Regions from separate parts of the Homo sapiens genome. Here region 1 is linked to region 2. Evidence: read pairs that join two places in POLR2A ChIA-PET (ENCODE). Cell type or tissue: OCI-LY7. All regions are shown on one strand. Links, peaks and the distances in the headings refer to the core of each region. The heading gives the core; the rest is flanking DNA.

Region 1 (17,841 bases), core at 8,108-10,607, 110 kb after region 2:
GAGAGTCTCTTCTAATTGATTCAATCAAAAAATGGCATGTGCGTTAAGGATGTAGATCTCCTAGAACCTGACGGCAGGAGGTATAGAAAAGATTTCTCAAGAACTAGGCAGTCAGCAGGCAGCCAATATTTTGAGTTCTGGTGATGTCTACTCTGTATATCTGTTTGGTTCATCTTTCTACAGCTCTTCCTATCCGTGACCCTTAACTTCTCCTCCTTCAGAATTTCAGCATGAACTTTTCATGCTACCAACTTTGGACTCAAAATTTGACTGTTTCCCACTGCTAATAGACTTATTCTTAAAGTACTCCAACTACAAAATTCTGCAGGAGGAATCTAATGGGCTCAGCTTGGGTATTTTCTCTTTGTCCTATCAGGTTTGGCCACAGAGTTTGGTTGCCTAATAAAAACATGGGCACATGCGCTCACTTCACAGGGTATAGGTGGAGCTAGAGTCTCTTAATATGGGAGGGGACATAAGTATTATAATTGCATAAGAATCATGGATGTGTGGGGAATTTTTCAAATCAATAGATATTGGAGGTAAGTGAGAGACACTCATAGGCAACTTGGCTTATATGTGAGAATGACCAAAATCTTCACGTTTATCTAACTTGTGACTATTGTTTTAAGTTGTGAGGCTGTATCCTCAAGTGACCTATAAACTAGATCTGCCAACCAAAATGTCAGAGATTTAAAATGACAAGATATTGGATTCATGTAATATACAATTTATGTGACACACTCTTTTAACTAAGGTTTTTACTTAATGCAAGATATATAGCGAAGAGATCTTATGTTGCTTGTCAAGCGTCAGTTGTCAGAATCCTCTTAGAAGGCAATTTGGAAAAGTGTAATCAAGAGCTTTAATGTGTCCATAACTTCATTTTGAATTTGGTTTAAGACTTATTTGAGCTGGTTATATAGTTGGTGCTCAATGAAAGCTTGTTGAGAGATTAGTTTACACTTTATTTGCTTTTTACATCATGTTCTTTTATGTTTTCCTGTTTAACCTGCCTTACAGTCTATGGCATATCAGGCTTGTGTTTGAACGTATAGAACAACATTTGTGAAAGCAGGTTAAAAAGTGTGCAAGCAATTTGTACAACTGAACATAAATTTCTTGAAAATGGAGTTTTGTGTCCAAGTTGGCCAGGTTTATAATGTGAGCTTTAGGACATGATGACTGAAGGCAAACTTGAAGAAAGGGCACCGATGAGAGGTTGAGGTTTTATTTTCTACACTCGAGTAAAATTTGATCGTCCCAGAATTTTCTTGGTCTGGCTCAACTCAATGTCATCTGCAGCCAGAACTCATCCCCTCACCCAGTGCTTAAGAGGCCCATTTCTTTCCTTAACACTGGCTCTTTGTCAGTAGTTGGAGAGAAGACCGTGTAGCATGACATATCTTTAATGCCATAGGCTTAAGAACTCCTCCCCTTTCCCCACACACACTCCCACATGTTTTATGACATTCTACTTTAAATTCAGCCATTGCTATAGAATTTTAACTTACAAAGTCTTCCAAGGGTGAGGTCACATGTTGGTCCTTCAGGGGCTAGTACAGCAGGATTCTGGATGTTACTTTATTGACTTGCCCAAAAGTGGTCCTGATCTCGAAGAGAATTTGTCATCATATATTCTTGTTGCAAGAATCAAGATGTAGATCATTCTTTGTTTACCTCAGGACTGTTGTTCCAAAGGCAACTGTGGGGACTGGTGAATGCCAAGATTCTGCTTCCTCATTGTAAGCAAGCTCAGGTGGACTGCCACCTGTAGTTTGTCACGAACTAGAGAAATCTATGTAGAAATTTCCATACTTTGAGGGTGTGCAGATGTGTATGCATAGTAATCATATTTTTTTCTTTGACATGTTGAATTTAGATGCTTTTAACACAGTGTGGAAATTCATCACTGAGTAGAATTCAGTGTTGACTGTGAAATCACTTAAAATAACTTTTAAAATTCAGTATTAATTGAATTGAGGGGTTTTGTTAGGTTTCTGAGATCCAAGCCCATCTTTAACAACATCTGTCAATGCCAGCTATATTTGATGGGTTTGCATGATCTAGCTAAAGAATGTTTTACAAGAGGTTGCTGAAGATCTCATACATATATACCTTCTTTTCTCATCAAGACTCCCCTGCCTTTTCTAGTATTTGGTGGCACAACAGGGTGGCTAGAGTTAACATTAATTTATTGTATATTTTAAAATAACTAAAAGAGGCCAGGTGTAGTGCCTCACGCCCGTAACTGCTGCATTTTGGGAGGCTGAGGCAGATGGATTGCTTGAGGCCAGGAGTTCAAGACCAGCTTGGGCAACACAGTGAGACTCCATCTCTATAACATCTCTATAAAAAATTAAAAACTTAGCCAGGCATGTTGGTATGCGCCTGTAGTCCTAGCTACTTGGGAGGCTGAGGCAGGAGAATTGCTTGAGTCTGGGAGTTCAATGCTGCAGTGAGGCACCACACTCCAGCCTGGGTGACGGTGTCTCTAAATGAACAAACAAATAAAATAATAACAATAATAAAAATAACTAAAAGAGTGGAATTAGAATACTCCTAACACAAAAAAATGATAAATGCTAGAGGTGATGGATACTCCAATTACCCTGATTCGATCATTAGAGACGGTATGCCTATATCAAAACATCACATATAATATAAATGTATGCCACTATTATGTACCAATAATAATTAAAAATTAAAATTAAAAAAAGGATTCCCATAACTGATTGTTACAAGTTAAGAGTTTTGGGGTCTAGGGAGAACTGAGAGGAGGAATAGGGAAAAAAAGACAAAGATTTTGTCTGTCTGGATTTTGAAACAAAGTTTCTAAGTAGGCCCATGCAAAAAAGTCAACTTAAAGTTAAATTGAGGTACTTTAATTTATACTCAATGTTCACATTATAATTCTAACTCATTTCCCAGGATTTCCTACTAAAATTTGTATTATCTAGGAATTGATGGTACAGTGATCAGATGATCCTTCTAGTCTCTAGTCCTTTTGAGGCCCTACAATATAAAATCATTTCCTCCCAAGGCTAAGGGGTATTTGTGGTGTATTTCCTTATTCCAGGCTCTTCAGGGTTCCAGGAAGTCCCTGTGTCTCTTTGTCCTAGAGCTCTCATAGAACTCCAGACGGATCTGGCTGCTGGGTCATGATGCAGAATGCTAACCTGCAGGGAGGGAGAGGCGACTTCCTATTGCCCGCCTGCTTTTATTGTCAATTCCTAAGTTCAACAACAAAGAGGAACTTCCGCCCTGTCCCTGGACCTCACATTTTCCTGGAAAAGAAAGCTTCTGGCACTGGTGCACACATTAGGCCAAGAGGAGCCTGCTTTCCTTGACTTTTCTGATAATCAAAGGTGCAAAAAGGGACCACAAAGCTTTCCCAGGGAATCACTGAGGCAGAGACAAATCTGAATTGCTCCATTCATCTCCTATTGTTCAAGGTCAAGATAATAAGATATACCATACCCTAATGCCACCTGCACATGCAAAGTACCCTCAGCCCTACATTCTGCATTGAGAGTTGTGTGGAAGCAACAGGAAAACAGTGGAAAGTTAGGAGAGAAAAAAATTTCTCAAAATCAATATGCCATATCTTTCAATTTTGCTCAAGTAAATAGTTTTGAAAAAGGTAAATGTCTTCATTTTTTCCTGCCAAGGGCAAGGCGTTTCAGTTTTTCCTTTGTGGTGGATGCAGGAAGAGACAGAGGAAGCGCCAGTGTTTAGCCTGGAAAATTGTTAAAAATCTATACTTAATGTTATTATTCTGTTACCATGCAAAGTTGTATGTAACAGAGAAGGTTATACTTTATCTTAATTGCTTGGTAAGCCATGCAAATAACTAAAATTCAAAGAAGGATTTATTAATGTATAAAGCTATATGGTTTTTCCTTTTATGTTTATTTTGCTTACTTATTTGACTTTAACTATTGTTCTTACATAACATTTTACATATAAATATAAAAACACCTTTTGTATATGAAAAGGCTATTCTCTGGAAATTTTCAAATTAATGCTTTCCTGAGTTTTCTACTTAGCAGAGAAGAGCCCAACAAAAATTCTGCAAAGCATTTCTTTAACTTGCGTTGGCTGTGATTATATTTATAATGTTTACTTACTCTTCAGTTAAATGCATTAAACACTATTGTTTCAGTGACCCTTGCTGTGTCAAACTGTTATTTCTGGCATTTCATATAAGCATGAGATCAAGAAGAATAGAAAACACCAAATAAATTTCTCAGCAGGAATTCTAACTTCCCTTCTCCTATATGATCACACTTCTGATTTCCATGAAGAAAGAAAAATCTTAGAGGCAGATAAAATCATCTGAATTTTGCTCTCATTTTTGCTCATGGCTTTTAGAATACTAAATATGTAGTATTCTATACCATAGTGGATAGTTTTGTATGGTAGATGCTGACTATAAATGTTCTTGGCTTATACAGAGGAAGTGATCCTAAAATAAAATATATTTTAATTCCTGAACTTATGCTCTCTCTAAATCCTTCCTTATATAATTCTTCTACAGGAAAATAAACCACCATGATATCTTATTTCTGGAACTCTCATTGTCTGGTACTTTCTAAATTTTGATGTCTGAATGTCTTTAAAAATGTTTAATCATCATAATGGATAAAACAATTGGAGCAGTCTGACATTGTTTATCTTCGTGAGGTTGAAAAAATTCAAAAATAAATTGTTTGTATAGTGCTGAAAATGGAGGTTGGGATTAAATTGACCTAAGGTTAATGATAGGATGAAGATCAACTGTCAAGCAGTGAGAAAATGCTATAGCCTTGGCAATAATTAATGTTAAACAATGGCTGGAGTTCAGATTATTGTAATGAGAGATGATATGCTATTCTGACTGTCCAGAGGTCAATGTTACTTGGTTTCCTATGGTTAGGGGTAAATAAGGAGGACTTTCTAGTAAAAACAGTGTAACTGGATACGATGATCCTGCAGCGACCCAAGGTTCATGGGAGACATTGTTTGTATGTATAAAAGGTTTATTAAATATGTAACAACCAATGTTTTATGGAATTCAGTGCCTGAATGAGGAGTGATGGGGGTGGGGAGGTGGAGCCACGGAGGTGTTTATCTAGCTGCAAAAAATAGACTAAGATTATATTTTCCAGAGTCCCATATGTTGGCTATTATACTGTAATTCTAATGAATCTTTTCTGAATCTTTCGTTTTTTGAATGGCACCATTCTTCCCATAATATATCATCAGTTGTCCTTGCTCTGATAATGTATTACATTAATATATCATTAAAGCAGCAGATATATTAGAGTAATACATTATTAGAACAAAGCACTCTGGTGGTGATATATTTTGCAAAAGATGGCTCCATCTTGGCAGCCCAGGTCCAGAAGCAGAGTCAGTTCAACAAGACAGAAGGTGAATCCATGTCACATGCTCTTTAGCACCTGACATTTGGCTGCAGCTGTAAGATGCAACCCAAGTGTAATGCACATTCCAGTTTCTATTGGACCACTGGTCCTTCATCAAAATCCTTGAATATGGTGAGTCATTTCTGAAAAAGAAATAGAGTGGAATATGAGTCTTGTCTGAGAGAAGATTGTTTGTAGGCAATGAATTGTCCAAGACTTTGTTGTTTCTGGGAAGTCAGGTTCATCTGCGAGGGCCTACCTAAGTCCCTGGCTGGGGTGGCATCTGCACCATTTGCCATCTGAGAGTATCAGCTGTGTTTGCTTTCTCCACCATCTCACTGCAGGAATTACCCACTGTTGAGTCCTTTAACTTGGAATAAGTTTTCTTTCTGCATATGGACATTCAGTTTTCCCACACCATTATTGAAGAAACTGTCCCTTTCCCAATTAATGTTCTTGGTACATTTGTCAAAGATTGGAAGATAGGTTTGTTTAATGGTTTACCTGTCATCACCTTCTCTTGAAAATTGGTTTAGGATTTCAGAATAGGTAGAAAGTTGAACCTCCAGGGCCTCTGGGTTACCTCGGGGATGTTGACCTGTTTACATACAGATAGGGCCATAGCCAATGCCGTGGCCAGTGTCGGGATTTGTATCATGTTATAGCTATCTATAGCTATAACAAAACTTCAATCATGTTATAGCTATCTCTGTGCAGAAAATCAGATTTCTTTTTCACTGCCACCTATCGCAGCTACAAGGCTTAATCTACAAAACGTCCAAGGAAATGAATAGAATATTTATAATAACTCAAAGGTAGGCTGGCTAGAAGCTGCAATTGATGGGAAGAACTTCATTAATCATGATGCAGGTGAGGAGGGGAATAGTACTCCTTTCTAGGTAGTGACCTCTTACATTTGAATGAGCCTGAGAGAAAGGGTCATTCATTTAATTCTTTCCCTTTCAGAGTCCTCTTACAGCTGTGAAGTTATTATGCTCCTTCCTCCCTCCCCAGAAGAGTAATAATCACCTGCTAATAAGAGCCTGCCTCAGCAGCCAACACCTAGAGAAAGTAGCCCCAATATAGAGAATGGCATCCCAGAGGGACTTCCCTCTGGCACTTGAAGGAAGGATTTGGAAGTGTTCAAAGGAGGAGCATAATACTTGCTAATGTGTTTTTACAGTAATTGTGACTATTTTTTGTGTCTTTTTCCTGGACTTTTGGTATGTGTTTGTTAACTCACTGGCCATTTTCTAAGTGGATGACTGAGATAAATAGGTGGATCTATTCTTTAATAGGTGGGCTATTCCTTAATAGATTGCCAGATAGACCAGGAGAGGGAGGTAGAGGAGAACTGCTGATACACCTGGAAGTCTGTTACAAAGCAAAATAGACATGAGTTACACGCCTGAAAGGGAAAGAACTTTGAGTGAGGCTCATTTTTAAATGGCAACAACCTCAAACAGAAGACACAGCAACAGGTTTGTAGGAAGAGACAATTATCTCACTATGGTCCCATTGTGTGTGTATTTACCAGTGACCTTGCCACTGTCACTCAGTACTGGATAATTTGAGAAATAACCAGGTGCCATTTTTAACCTTTCACCAGAATAGACTCAGTCCCCACAAGGACACTAATATATCCAGTCCCTGAAGTACCACAGATTAATACATTGATTTTAAATATTTTATAAAATGCACTCATCAAAAGGCTAGAAGCATATATCCATCAATTGAAAATTAAACAGTCAAGGCAAAACAATACATACACACACATACACACACAAAAGAACTCAAGCACGCCATCCATTACTAAGAACAAGGCCATCAACAGGAGACCAAGGAAAGACAAACAACTTACATCAGGCCCGCAAGTAAAAGACATTTATCAGCCCACTTAATAATGCTTTTTGACATTTAAGAGCCTGTTTCTATGTGGTCCTGTACCAAGAGGGATTTACACATACATACTCTTGTGCATTCTCAGAGTTTATATTCTAAAAAAGGCAGAGTAAAGTCCACTTAAGACTCCCTAGCAAGCTGCACTAATAGGAAAGTTATTTTTAAAATAAAATTAATATGGGTGTCTTTGGGGGGTTTTATTATATCAATCTGAATTTAGAAGAAAGATGAATTAGAAGGTCCCATTATATGAGTACGCAATGACTTGCAGATATTACAGAAGGGAGAACAAATGATTTCCCACTTCCTAGGGCAATTTGACAATGCATATTTAAAGCCTTGAGATTTTTCATTCCCTCTGTCCCAGAAATTCCACTTACAGGAATTTATTTTAAAGACACCATCATACAGACTGCAAAGATTTAACAAGAATATTAATTTCAAGTGGGGCATGCTGGCTTATACCTGTAGTGCCAGCACTTTGGGAGGCCAAGGCAGGAGGATTGCTTGAGGCCAGAAATTTGAGATCACTCCAGGCAACATAGTGAGACCCTGTCTCTACAAAAAATAGAAAAAATTAGTCAGGCATGGTGGCACACACCTGTAGTCCCAGCTACTTGGGAGGTTGAGGTGGGGGGAGTCACCTGAGCCCAGGAGGTCAAGGCTGCAGTGAGCTGTGATTGTGCCCCACCGCACTCTAACCTGGGTGAAAGAGCAAGACCTATCTCAAAAGGAAAAAAAAAGAATATTAATTTCAACATTATTTACAATAGCCCAAACTTTTAAATAGTGTAAATGTTAGAAAATACAGGATGATTTCAATTTGCTATAAAACACCAATATAGTGGAAGCCTAGACAAGGCTCTAAAAGTGACAATGAAGAATAATTAAAGACATCATTGTAAGATGGAAGAAGAATGCTGCAGCACAGTATTTTTTTTTAACTCTTTGGTTCAGAAAATTATGCACACAAATATCCTTAAATGCATGCTCTAATTTATTTGTACATGTAGATAGGGAATGTCTGCAAGGAAATACATCCAAATATTAACAATAATTACCTCTGTGTGATCCAATTATGGATGATTTCATTTTATTTATGCTTATTTGTAGTAGCTTCATGTTATAAATGCAACCATTTAAAACTGGTAAAACACACAACAGTGGGTAAAAACAAGTATCAGTCTGGTTGAGGAGGGGCATGGCAAGGAGATAAAGTTGGAGATGTAGGTAGAAGGCAGAAGAGCCTTGAATGCCAAGCTAAGAAAGGAGACATCTTTCTCCACATATGACATTTTTTATTGGAGTTATGTATATTTGAACTGCTGCTATATAAAATATTATCAGTCTCACTTTATGTTCAAAACTGGAGATAACTTGAATCCTCCACTCTCAATTCAAAAGCCTTCATCAAGAACCACACACTATCAGAGCTGGTAGGATGAGTGGTGAGAAGCTTTGTGGGCCCTGTGGCCACTCAGCAGCGCCCCTTAGCCACCTTCACCCTCTGTCAATGCCTGGTGAACCACAGCTGTTTACAGGCATGAGAATGTCTGTGAGCGATCTGATGGCTTCGCTTCAGTTATTGTAACATTTGCTGCTGTTATAATTTAAGATCCTCTTTATATCCTACCTATAATGCTGTAACAAGGTCATCCAGGAGTTCTTTAAGTGTTAGAACTGTAAAACACTCAAACGCTCAAGAAACTCGGGGACTTTAGAACAGAACTTAGATGTGCTAAATCTCTATTGAGAAGGCCAAATCACCACCACAGTGTTCTGTACTGTTAATTTAAGAGAAAGCACTTCAAAATATTAGAGAAAATACAGGGAAAATAAAAAGCAGCCTTAAAGCAAATATATGTTACAAGGTTTGCAGATTTATGCACTCCAAGATTGCATTCTCCCTCCTGCACACACTTTATATTCAGTCCTGTGGGAAAAGTAGGCTTGAATTATGTAAGTTTTGAATTATATGAGGTATCCAGAAATGCATTCTTTGCGTGAAATGCAACCATCTTGTATAATGGGGGTGGAATGGGTTGAGGGTGGAGGTGGCAGATGGAAGACAGAGGGGATGCTGAAAAGAGGGTGACTTGAATGTAGGACTTAGAAGCCTAGGTAGGCTTCTACTCAACTTGGGGGATGAACTGGAGGGAAGAGAAGATGGGGCCTCAAGAAAAGGGTGAGAAGGAATTAAAACTGGCTGAAGGAATGAACACAAGGCACTAGGGGAATCAATTTGTATGGATCATGTGGCTTAACTTTCACAAGCTGTGAGGCATTATTTCTTCTTGGCAGCAAGAAAAACCAATCAGAAGTCCCAGAGAGGCATGCCTGGAAAGACTCCTTTATTTATTCATCAGTTTGTTTTTCATTCTTTTGATTATTCCAAATGAAATTTTTAATGATGACTGTAATGTATGCCTAATAAAACAGAAGCTCAAATAATGATGAAGTGTTGAAAATACAAAGCGAAGGCCAGGCGCGGTGGCTCACGCCTGTAATTCCAGCACTTTGGGAGGCCGAGACGGGCGGATCACAAGGTCAGGAGATCGAGACCATCCTGGCTAACACGGTGAAACCCCGTCTCTACTAAAAATACAAAAAATTAGCCGGGTGCGGTGGCACGTGCCTGTAATCCTAGCTACTCGGGAGGCTGAGGCAAGAGAATGGCGTGAACCCGGGAGGCGGAGCTTGCAGTGAGCCGAGATCGCGCCACTGCACTCCAGCCTGGGCGACAGAGGGAGATACCATCGCAAAAAAAAAAAAAAAAAAAAAAAAAAGGAAAGAAAATAGAAAGCAGAAAGCAGAAGCTCATCATCCAACAAATCTCACCTCCCACCCTTAAATCCTGCTCTTCAGAGATAACCAGTTAAGCATTTGGTTACTAACTTCTAGACATCCTTGCACATATAAATGGCTCATTCTATAGCTACTGTTTGGTAACATGCTTTTCCCTCCATGCAATCATATGTTGTGGATACTGAGCCATGAACCACCAAATCCTTTTTTAAAAAATTAAAACACTTTATTTTTAAAAGAAATTTTAGGTTCACAGCAAAATTGAGTGGAAAGTATGAGAGTTCCCATAATAGACCCTGTCCCTTCCCCACTCCACTCCCAATTTTTCTCAAAACTGACATACCACAACATAGTGGTACATTTGTTACAATCATTGAACCTACATCGACACAACATTATCATCACCTAAAGTCCATAGTATTTGTTAGCGTTCACCCTTGGTGTTGTGCGTTCTACACATTCGGACAAATGTATAATGACATGAGTCTACCACTGGTGTATCACACAGGTAGTTTAGCTGCCCTAAGAAGTCTCTGTGCTCTGCCTATTTATCCCACCCTCCTCACTAATCTTTTTACTGTCTCTTTAGTTTTTTTTGCCTTTTCTGGAACGTCATATACTTGGTATCATACTGTATGTAGCCTTTTCAGATTGGCTTCTCTCATTTTGTAATATGCATTTAGGGGTTATCCGTGTCTTTTTCCGGCTTAATAGTTAGTTTCTTTTCACTGCTGTATAATATTCCATGTCTGTATGTACCACGGTTTATTTACTCACTCATTTACTGAAGGACATCTTGGTTGTTTCCAAGTTTTGGCGATTAGAAACAAAACTGCTATAAATATCAGTTTGCAGGTTTTTGTGTATAAATGTCTTAATTCATGTGGGTAAATACCAACAAGTATGACTGCTTATAGTAAGAGTATATTTAGTTTTTGTTGTTGTTGTTTTGTTTTGGTTTTGTTTTGAGACAGAGTCTTGCTCTGTCGCCCAGGCTGGAGTGCAGTGGTGTGATCTCAGCTCACTGCAACCTCCGGCTCTCAGGTTCAAGCGGTTCTCCTGCCTCAGCCTCCTGAGTAGCTGGGACTACAGGCACCTGCCACCATGCCTGGCTAATTTTTGTATTTTTAGTAGAGACAGGCTTTCACCATTTTGGCCAGGCTCGTCTCAAACTCCTGAGCTCAAGTGATCTGCCCTCCTCGGCCTCCCAAAGTGCTGGGATTACAGGTGTGAGCCTATAATCCCAGTATATTTAGTTTATTTAGTTTTGTAAGAAACTATCAAACCGTCTTCCTAAGTGGCTTTTCCATTTTGTATTTCCATTTATTCCAATGAATAAATATGCTTGTTGTGCCACATCTTCACCAGCATTTGTTGTTGTCAGTGTTTTAGTGTTTTGAATTTTGGCTATTCTAACAGGTTTGTAGAGGTTGACAGGCAACCTATGTCATTGTTTGAATTTGCCATTCTCTAGAAATATCTTGCAACTTTGCTATAATCACTTATTTGAGGATTTTTGTGGGGTTTTTGGTCAATTATTTTGAATTTTCTACATAGATGATCATATCATTTGTGAAGAAAGACAATTTATTTCTTCCTTACCAGTCTGTATACTCCTTTATTCCTTTTTATGTCTTATTGTATTAGATAGGACTTCTAGAGCAATGTTGATAAGCAGTGGTGAGAGGAGACATCTTTGCCCTGTTCCTGATTTTGGCAGGAAAGCTTCAAATTTCTCACCATTAAGTATAATATTAGCTTTAGAGTTTTTGTAGATGGTCTTTATCAAGTTGTGAAAGTTTCCCTTTATTCTTAGTTTGCAGAGAGGTTTTTTTTTTTTTTAAATAAGTGGGTGTTGGATTTTGTCAATTTCTTTTACTGCATCTATTGATATGATTATGTTCTTTTTTTTCTCTAGTCTATTGATGTGGTGGATTACATTAAGTGATTTTCAAATGTTGAACCAGTCTTGTATGACTTGGACAAATCCCATTAGGTCATAGTTTATCATTTTAAAAAATTCATTTTTGGATTCCATTTGCAAATATTCTGTTGAGTATTTTTGATTTTATGTTTAAGAGATATATTGGTCTTTTCCTGTAATATCTGTGTTGAGTTTTGATATTAGGGTAATTTTGGCTTCATAGAATAAATTAGGAAATATTGCCTCAGCTTCTATCATTTGGAAGAGATTGTAGAGAATTGGCACAATTTCTTTCTTAAATGTTTGGTAGAATTCGCCAGTGAATCCATATGGTCCTGGTGCTTTCTGTATTGCAAAAATTATTAATGATTGTTTCAATTTCTTTAATGAATATAGACCTTTTCATATCATCTATTTTTTTGTGTGAGTTTTGACAAGTTGTGTCTTTCAATGATTTGGTCCATTTCATCTAGGATATGAAATTTGTGGGCATAGAATTGTTCATAATATTACCTTATTATTCTTTTAATATCAATGGGATCTGTAGTGATGTCTTCTTTATTATTTCTGACATTAGTAGTTTGTGTCTTTTTTTTCTTAGCCTGGTGAGTGGTCGTCAATTTTATTGATCTTTTCAAATAACTAGCTTTTGGCTTTGTTGCTTTTCTTTATTAATTTTCTATCTTTAATTTCATTTATTTTTGCTTCATTTTTTATTATTTCTGTTCTTTTGCTTACTTTGGTTTTAATTTTTAATTTGCTCTTCTTTTTCTAGTTTCCTAAGGTTAAAGCTTATGTTGATGATTTTAGATTTTCTTCTGTTCTAATATATGCATTCCATGCTATAAATTTCCCTCTAAGCACTGCTTTCACTCATTCCCACAAATTTTTTGTAAGTTATATTTTCATTGTAATTTACTTTAAAAATTTATATTTTTCTCTTGAGATTCCTTCTTTGGCCCATGCATTATTTAGAATTGTGTTGTTTAATCTTCAACTGTTTGGGGATTTTCAAGTATGTTTCTGTTGAGAATTTTTAGTTTAATTCCACTATTGCCTGAGAGCAGACACTGTATGATTTCTATTCTTTTAAGTTTGTTAAGGTGTATTTTATGGCTCAGAATATGTCTATCTTGGTAAATGTTGCATGTGAGCTTGAAAAGAATGTGTAATATGTTGTTGTTGGAGGAACTTCTAGAGATGTTAATTATATACAGTTGATTGATGGTGCTGTTGAGTTTAACTATGTCCTTGCTGATTTTCTGCCCGCTGGATCTGTTCATTTCTAATACAGGGGTATTGAAGTCTCCAACTACAATTGTGGATTCATCTATTTCTCCTTGCAGTTCTATCAGTTTTTGCCTCCTGTATTTTGACACTGTTAGGCTCATACACATTAAGGATTGTTATGTCTTCTTCATGTATTGATCCTTTTATTATTATTTAATGCCCCTTTTTCTTCCTGCTAAGTTTCCTTGCTCTGAAGTCTGCTCTGTCTAAAATTAATATAGCTATTCCTAATTTCTTTTAATTAGTGTTAACATGGTTTATCTTTCTTCAGCCCTTTACTTTTAATTTATATATTTCTTTATATTTAAAGTAGGTTTCTTGTAGACAGCATATAGTTGGGACTTGTTTGTTTTTTTTAATCCACTCTGACTATCTTTGTTATTGTTTGTTTGTTTGAGACAGGTCCACTGTGTCACCCTAGGCTGGAATACAGTGGTACAACCATAGCCCACTGCCACCTAGAACTCCTGGGCTCAAGTGATTCTCCTTCCTCAGTGTCCCAAGTAGCTGGGACTAGAAGTATGTGCAACCATACCTGGCTAAGCTCTGTCTTCTAATTTGTGTATATAGAATATTACTGATACTAAAAAGAGTTGCTGGTTTTTCAATTTGTTCAGCTTTTTACTTGTTGTTAAGTCTGAGTGGCAACTTCTAAACTCCTTATATGCTGAATCAGAAACTGGAAATCTCCACCTTACCCTTTTAAAAACACTTTCATAATGTCTCACTTTATGGCTGTGCTATTCTTTAACTAGTCCTCCATTATCATGGGCACTTGTCACTTTTTTGGCCACCCAGTTTCCATTCCTTACTCTTAATTTGTTAAATATAAAGGTAATATTTTATTCAATTTATTAAACATATCAATGTAAATCCAGAATATTGTGCTATTCATAATTGAAACACAGCAAGTCCTTCATTAAACTGTCCTAAAACACTGCTCACAATGATGCAAAACTTCCCACTTTAAAAAATTAAGATTTTTAATTGACACATAATAATTGTACAAATTTAGGGGGTACAGTGTAATATTAGTATTTTGATATATGTATATAATGTATAATGATCAAATCAGGGTAATTGGCATATCCCTCAACTCAAACATTTATCATTTCTTTGTGTTGGGAACATTCAAAATACTTTCTTCTAGGTATTTGAAACTATATAATAAATTATTGTTAACTATAGTCACTCTGCAGTGCTATAGAACACTAAAACTTATTCCTCCTATCTAGCTGTAATTTTATATCAATTAATCAACCTATCCCAAGTGCCCCACCAAGCCTTCCCCCTTCCCAGCCTCAGTAACCACTATTCTACTCTCTAATTCTATGAGACCTACTCTTTTAGCTTCTACACATGAATAAGAATAAATGGTATTTATCTCTCTATGCCTGGCTTATTTCACTTAACATGATGTTCTCTAGGCTCATTCATGTTACCATGAATAACAGGATTTCATTCTTTTTATGGCCAAATAGTATTCTATTGTGTAGATATACCATTTTCTTTCTCCATTCATCTGTTGATGGACATTTAGGAATATTCCATATCCTGGCTATTGTGAATAGTGCTGCAATAAATGTGGCAGTGTAGGTTTTTCTTTAACATACTAATTTCCTTTCCTTTGGATTATATACCCAGTAGTGAGATTGTTGGATCATACGGTAATTCTATGTTTAGTTTTTTGAGGAACCTCTCTACTGTTTTCCATAATGGCTGTACCAATTTACATTTTCACCAATGGTGTATTAGGGCTCTCCTTTCTCTGCATCTTCACCAACATTTGTTATTTTTTGTTGTTTTGATAATAGCCATTCTAGTTGGGGTGAGGTGATATCTCGTTGTGGTTTTGATTTGCATTTCCTTGATGACTAGTGATATTGAGCAATTTTTCACATTTTTTTTGGCCATCTGAATGTCTTCTTTTGAGAAATGTTTATTCAGATCCTTTACCCATTTTTAGTCAGGTTATTATTATTTATTATTGCTACTGAGTTGTCCTAGTTCTGTGTGTATTATGGATATTAATCCCTTATCAAATGAATAGCTTGCAAATATTTTTCCCATTCTGCAGGTGTCTCTTGGCTCAATAGATTGTTTCCTTTCCTGTGCAGAAGTTTTCTAGTTTGACATCATCCCATTTGTCTATTTTTGCCTATTTGTTGCCTTATCTAGAAAATCTTTGCCCAGCCCAATGTCCTAAAAGCATTTCCTCCATATCTTCTTCTAGTAGTTTTATAGTTTTGAGTCTTACATTTTAGTCTTTAATCCATTTTGAGTTGACTTTTTTATGTAGTGAGAGATAAGGGTCCAGTTTCATTCTTCTGTGTATGGATATCCAGTTTTCCAAGAACCATTTATTGAAGAGACTGTTCTTTCCCTAGTGTATGTTCTTGGTGTCTTTGTCAAAAATCAGTAGGCTATAAATATGTGAATTTATTTCTAGGGTCTCTATTCCACTCCATTGGTCTATGTGTCTATTTTTATGCAAGTACCATGTTGTTTTTGTTACTATACCTTTGTAGCATATATTGGAGTTCAATAGGGTGATGCCTCCAGCTTTGTTCTTTTTGTTCAGGAGTCCTTTGGTTATTCATGTTTATTTTTGGTTCCATATAAATTTTAGGATTGTTTTTCCTATTTATATGAAAAATGGTATTCCTACTTTCCTAGGTATTGTGTTAAATCTGTAGATTGCTTTGGGTAGAATCATCATTTTAACAATATTAATTCTTCCAATCCATGAACATGAGATGGCTTTTCATTTTTTTGTGTCCTCTTCAATTTCTTTCGTCAGTGTTTTACAGTTTTCTTTTTCTTTTTTAAATTTTATTATTATTATACTTTAAGTTTTAGGGTACATGCGCACAACGTGCAGGTTTGTTACATATCTATACATGTGCCATGTTGGTGTGTTGCACCCATTAACTCGTCATTTAGCATTAGGTATATATCCTAATGCTATCCCTCCCCCCTTCCCCCACCCCACAACAGTCCCTGGTGTGTGATGTTCCCCTTCTTGTGTCCATGTGTTCTCATTGTTCAATTCCCACCTATGAGTGAGAACATGCGGTGTTTGTTTTTTTGTCCTTGCGATAGTTTGCTGAGAATGATGGTTTCCAGTTTCATCCATGTCCCTACAAAGGACATGAACTCATCATTTTTTTATGGCTGCATAGTATTCCATGGTGTATATGTGCCACATTTTCTTAATCCAGTCTATTGTTGTTGGACATTTGGGTTGGTTCCAAGTCCTTGCTATTGTGAATAGTGCCACAATAAACGTACATCTACATGTGTCTTTATAGCAGCATGATTTATAATCCCTTGGGTATATACCCAGTAACGGGATGGCTGGGTCAAATGGTATTTCTAGTTCTAGATCCCTGAGGAATCGCCACACCGACTTCAACAATGGTTGAACTAGTTTACAGTCCCACCAACAGTGTAAAAGTGTTCCTATTTCTCCACATCCTCTCTGGCACCTGTTGTTTCCTGACTTTTTAATGATTGCCATTCTAACTGGTGTGAGATGGTATCTCATTGTGGTTTTGATTTTCATTTCTCTGATGGCTAGTGATGACGAGCATTTTTTCATGTGTGTTTTGACTGCATAAATATCTTCTTTTGAGAAGTGTCTGTTCATATCCTTTGCCCACTTGTTGATGGGATTGTTTGTTTTTTTCTTGTAAATTTGTTTGAGTTCATTGTAGATTCTGGATATTAGCCCTTTGTCAGATGAGTAGGTTGCAAAAATTTTCTCCCATTCTGTAGGTTGCCTGTTCACTCTGATGGTAGTCTCTTTTGCTGTGCAGAAGCTGTTTAGTTTAATTAGATCCCGTTTGTCAATTTTGGCATTGTTGCCATTGCTTTTGGTGTTTTAGACATGAAGTCCTTGCCCATGCCTATGTCCTGAATGGTATTGCCTAGGTTTTCTTCTAGGGTTTTTATGGCTTTAGGTCTAACGTTTAAGTCTTTAATCCATCTTGAATTAATTTTTGTATAAGGTGTAAGGAAGGGATCCAGTTTCACCTTTCTACATATGGCTAGCCAGTTTTCCCAGCACCATTTATTAAATAGGGAATCCTTTCCCCATTGCTTGTTTTTGTCAGGTTTGTCAAAGATCAGATAGTTGTAGATATGCGGCATTATTTCTGAGGGCTCTGTTCTGTTCCATTGGTCTATATCTCTGTTTTGGTACCAGTGCCATGCTGTTTGGGTTATTGTAGCCTTGTAGTATAGTTTGAAGTCAGGTAGTGTGATGCCTCCAGCTTTGTTCTTTTGGCTTAGGATTGACTTGGCGATGCAGGCTCTTTTTTGGTTCCATATGAACTTTAAAGTGGTTTTTTCCAATTCTGTGAAGCAAGTCATTGGTAGCTTGATGGGGATGGCATTTGAATCTATAAATTACCTTGGGCAGTATGGCCATTTTCACGATATTGATTCTTCCTACCCATGAGCATGGAATGTTCTTCCATTTGTTTGTATCCTCTTTTATTTCATTGAGCA
Region 2 (2,500 bases), core at 1-2,500:
GTTCAATGGGCATCTCCCATCCCTCCTTCTCCAGCAGCACAAACAAAGGTAAAGCAAGATGGGGAGCTGCCATTTATACAAAAACTGTATTGTAAATGCAGAGGCTTAAAAGCAGGTGAAATAGATGGAAGTTGTAGAACAAAGGCCAATGGAAAACTACAGTATATGACACAAACACATTAACCTACACCCTACGTTTATATGTGAACACCTTTGCTGTTTAATGGATGAGCTACTAATAAGTCAGAAACAGTTTAGCTTATATCCATTTGTTCATAAACTGTCTCTGTGAGGCTAAAAGTAAGTTAGTGCTTTAAAGAAGTCCATCTCTCCTAGTTAAAATTATTTTGGTCTCAATTTTACGAAATTAATATGATGTGGGAGACAGCACAACAATTTTTGCTGGCTTCCAAATTAAAAATAGTTGAAATGACATATCTTTTATTTTGGAAAACCAGGGACAAAAAGATATTCCCAGCCAACAAGTGAAGTGCCAAGTTTCTGTCAACTGCTTGGTTATAATTTGGAGAGTTAGAATTAAATTTTATATCTTGAAAAGGGTAGTTTTCGGAAAAAGAAATGATGTAAGGCCGTTGCTGCAGGCAACTTTTAATCAGGCTTCTAATAATGACGACCCTCCCAGTTCCTTTATGCTCTGCACTGAATCTTGAGACTTTTTAACTGGAGAAACTCCCCTGTCAGGAGGCCCCACAAGGAAACACCTGGGGCTCCATGAACACAACTCACCCAGGCCTCTCCTTCATGTCAACCTTGACCTATGGTGAAAGCCACAGGCCTATCTCATACCACCATGCCCCGTTTCATGGTCTCGGCTGGAGACCACAGGAACAAAACTGCACTGATGAAAACCGTAGCTGTACCAAAAAATACTGTACCATGTAACAAGTTTATATTCCACATCAGTGGTCCTCAGCCCTGGCTGCACACTAAAATCATTCTGCACATTAAAATCATTTGAGGATATTAAAGAAAATACCAATGTCCAGGGCCTATCCCAGTGAATCATAATTTCTGGGCCCTGGCATTTTGTGAAAAACTCCCCAGGCAAGGCTAATGTGCAGCCGAGGTTAAGAACTGCTGCTGGCTATGGGTGACAAGGCACAGAATCAGCAGGAACTTAGCTCTCCGCAGTCGGGTGAACACCTTTTCCCTGAACACCCTAGCCACGTGACCACTGGCTCACCTGCCCTGACATGCAATGATTTGCATATGCTTTCTGGCTTCCAGGAAAGAGCTGCTGGAACATACAGGCCTGGAGTCCTCTCAGGTCTGCCTCAGTCTAAACCGTGGGTGAAATCTACAAAATTCATTTTTCTGTCAGCCCTGAAAGCTGCCCATACTATTCCCTGAATCAACTGCGATGCCGGGCCTGGAAGCCTCCGTTTTGCAAGCAGCATTATTTTTGAAGGACCAAGCAGTGTTAAGTGTGGGCTCAGTCAGAAGAATAGCTGATAGTTTGGAGAAGGGATTTTATTTCACAATCATGCACGTTAAGAAACCTCTAACAGGAATGGGGGTGGGGGGTATTGAGAGTCCATTTAAAACAGTATTCTATCCACTGACTTTTAATCCCACTCGGTTCCATTCAATCATCTTTATGCTTAGTTTTAGTTGAAGGAGCAAGAAAGACTCCCCTTAATAACCAGGCAAGAAAGCATCAAGTGTTTTCTCTCTTTTGGAAACAAGTAGGTGTCTGCACGCTTGAATTTGTCACTGTGCTCCAGTTTTGCAGACAGTGATCTGGCTGGCACAAAGATTCACAGACTCAGTGCCCACAAACAGCTGCACCCTACAGTACCAGCAGGTGCACGGACAGAGCCCAGGGAAAAAATTCAGTGCAAGAACAATGGCGCCGTTATAACGCCAAGGGACAAGGCCCGAGACTAGCCACTACTTCACTACATTTGATGATGGGAAGAGCTAGAAACTCAGCCGCAGCTCCCTGGGATTTGGCCTTTTTGTCCCTAAATCATATCCACAGACACAGCCAGGTAGGGCATCACAGTGAGAGCAGCTATCAAACGTATGGCCAGACCAACCAGAGGGTAAGTAAAATTAAAAAAAAAAAAAAAATCGCTCTAGAAAATGTATTCCTTTCCTTTTAACTTATCTTCTCCTCTCCTGAGCTGCATTGCCACAGTCACCAAGTTTACATTTACATCCAAATATGCACACACAAAAAAATTAAGGATGCATCTCACTCCCCAGTGACTTTATAACAGGTTGCTAGGTAACAGTGCATACAAGTCAGGTTTCAGGACCTCCAGTAAGCCACCATAAAATAGCCACATGGGCCTTTTGCATAAATAGTGTGTGCATTTGTTATCTGTTTTCTTATGCCAATTATCAGTCAGTAAATATTCTGACTACCAAACCATAAACAACTCCCCATCAATAGCTAACTGAAAACACAGATCACAATATAAGGCTTTGATGCGCAATTCTTCCCCCCAACCTATCAACTGGCTTCTCCCCTCGT

Evidence for each region. Peaks named below come from ENCODE experiments on the same cell type or tissue, not always from the same donor. Only the 100,000 strongest peaks of a DNase experiment are listed, where the experiment ranks them.
Region 1: POLR2A ChIA-PET joins it to region 2 with 7 read pairs; 2 of 35 experiments call an interaction of 5 or more read pairs at or near these places.

Annotation. Positions count from the first base shown.
Region 1 is chr4:145,981,596-145,999,436 of GRCh38, forward strand. No RefSeq gene overlaps it. Among named protein-coding and RNA genes, the nearest start is that of ZNF827, 52 kb to the left of the region's middle. In OCI-LY7, for the core only: no CTCF peak of the experiment used is centred there; no DNase peak of the experiment used is centred there.
Region 2 is chr4:145,880,984-145,883,483 of GRCh38, forward strand. The region is part of intron 4 of ZNF827 (zinc finger protein 827); the gene reads right to left. Among named protein-coding and RNA genes, the nearest start is that of ZNF827, 57 kb to the right of the region's middle. RefSeq lists an enhancer at 846-925. In OCI-LY7, for the core only: no CTCF peak of the experiment used is centred there; a DNase peak (open chromatin) is centred at 1,188.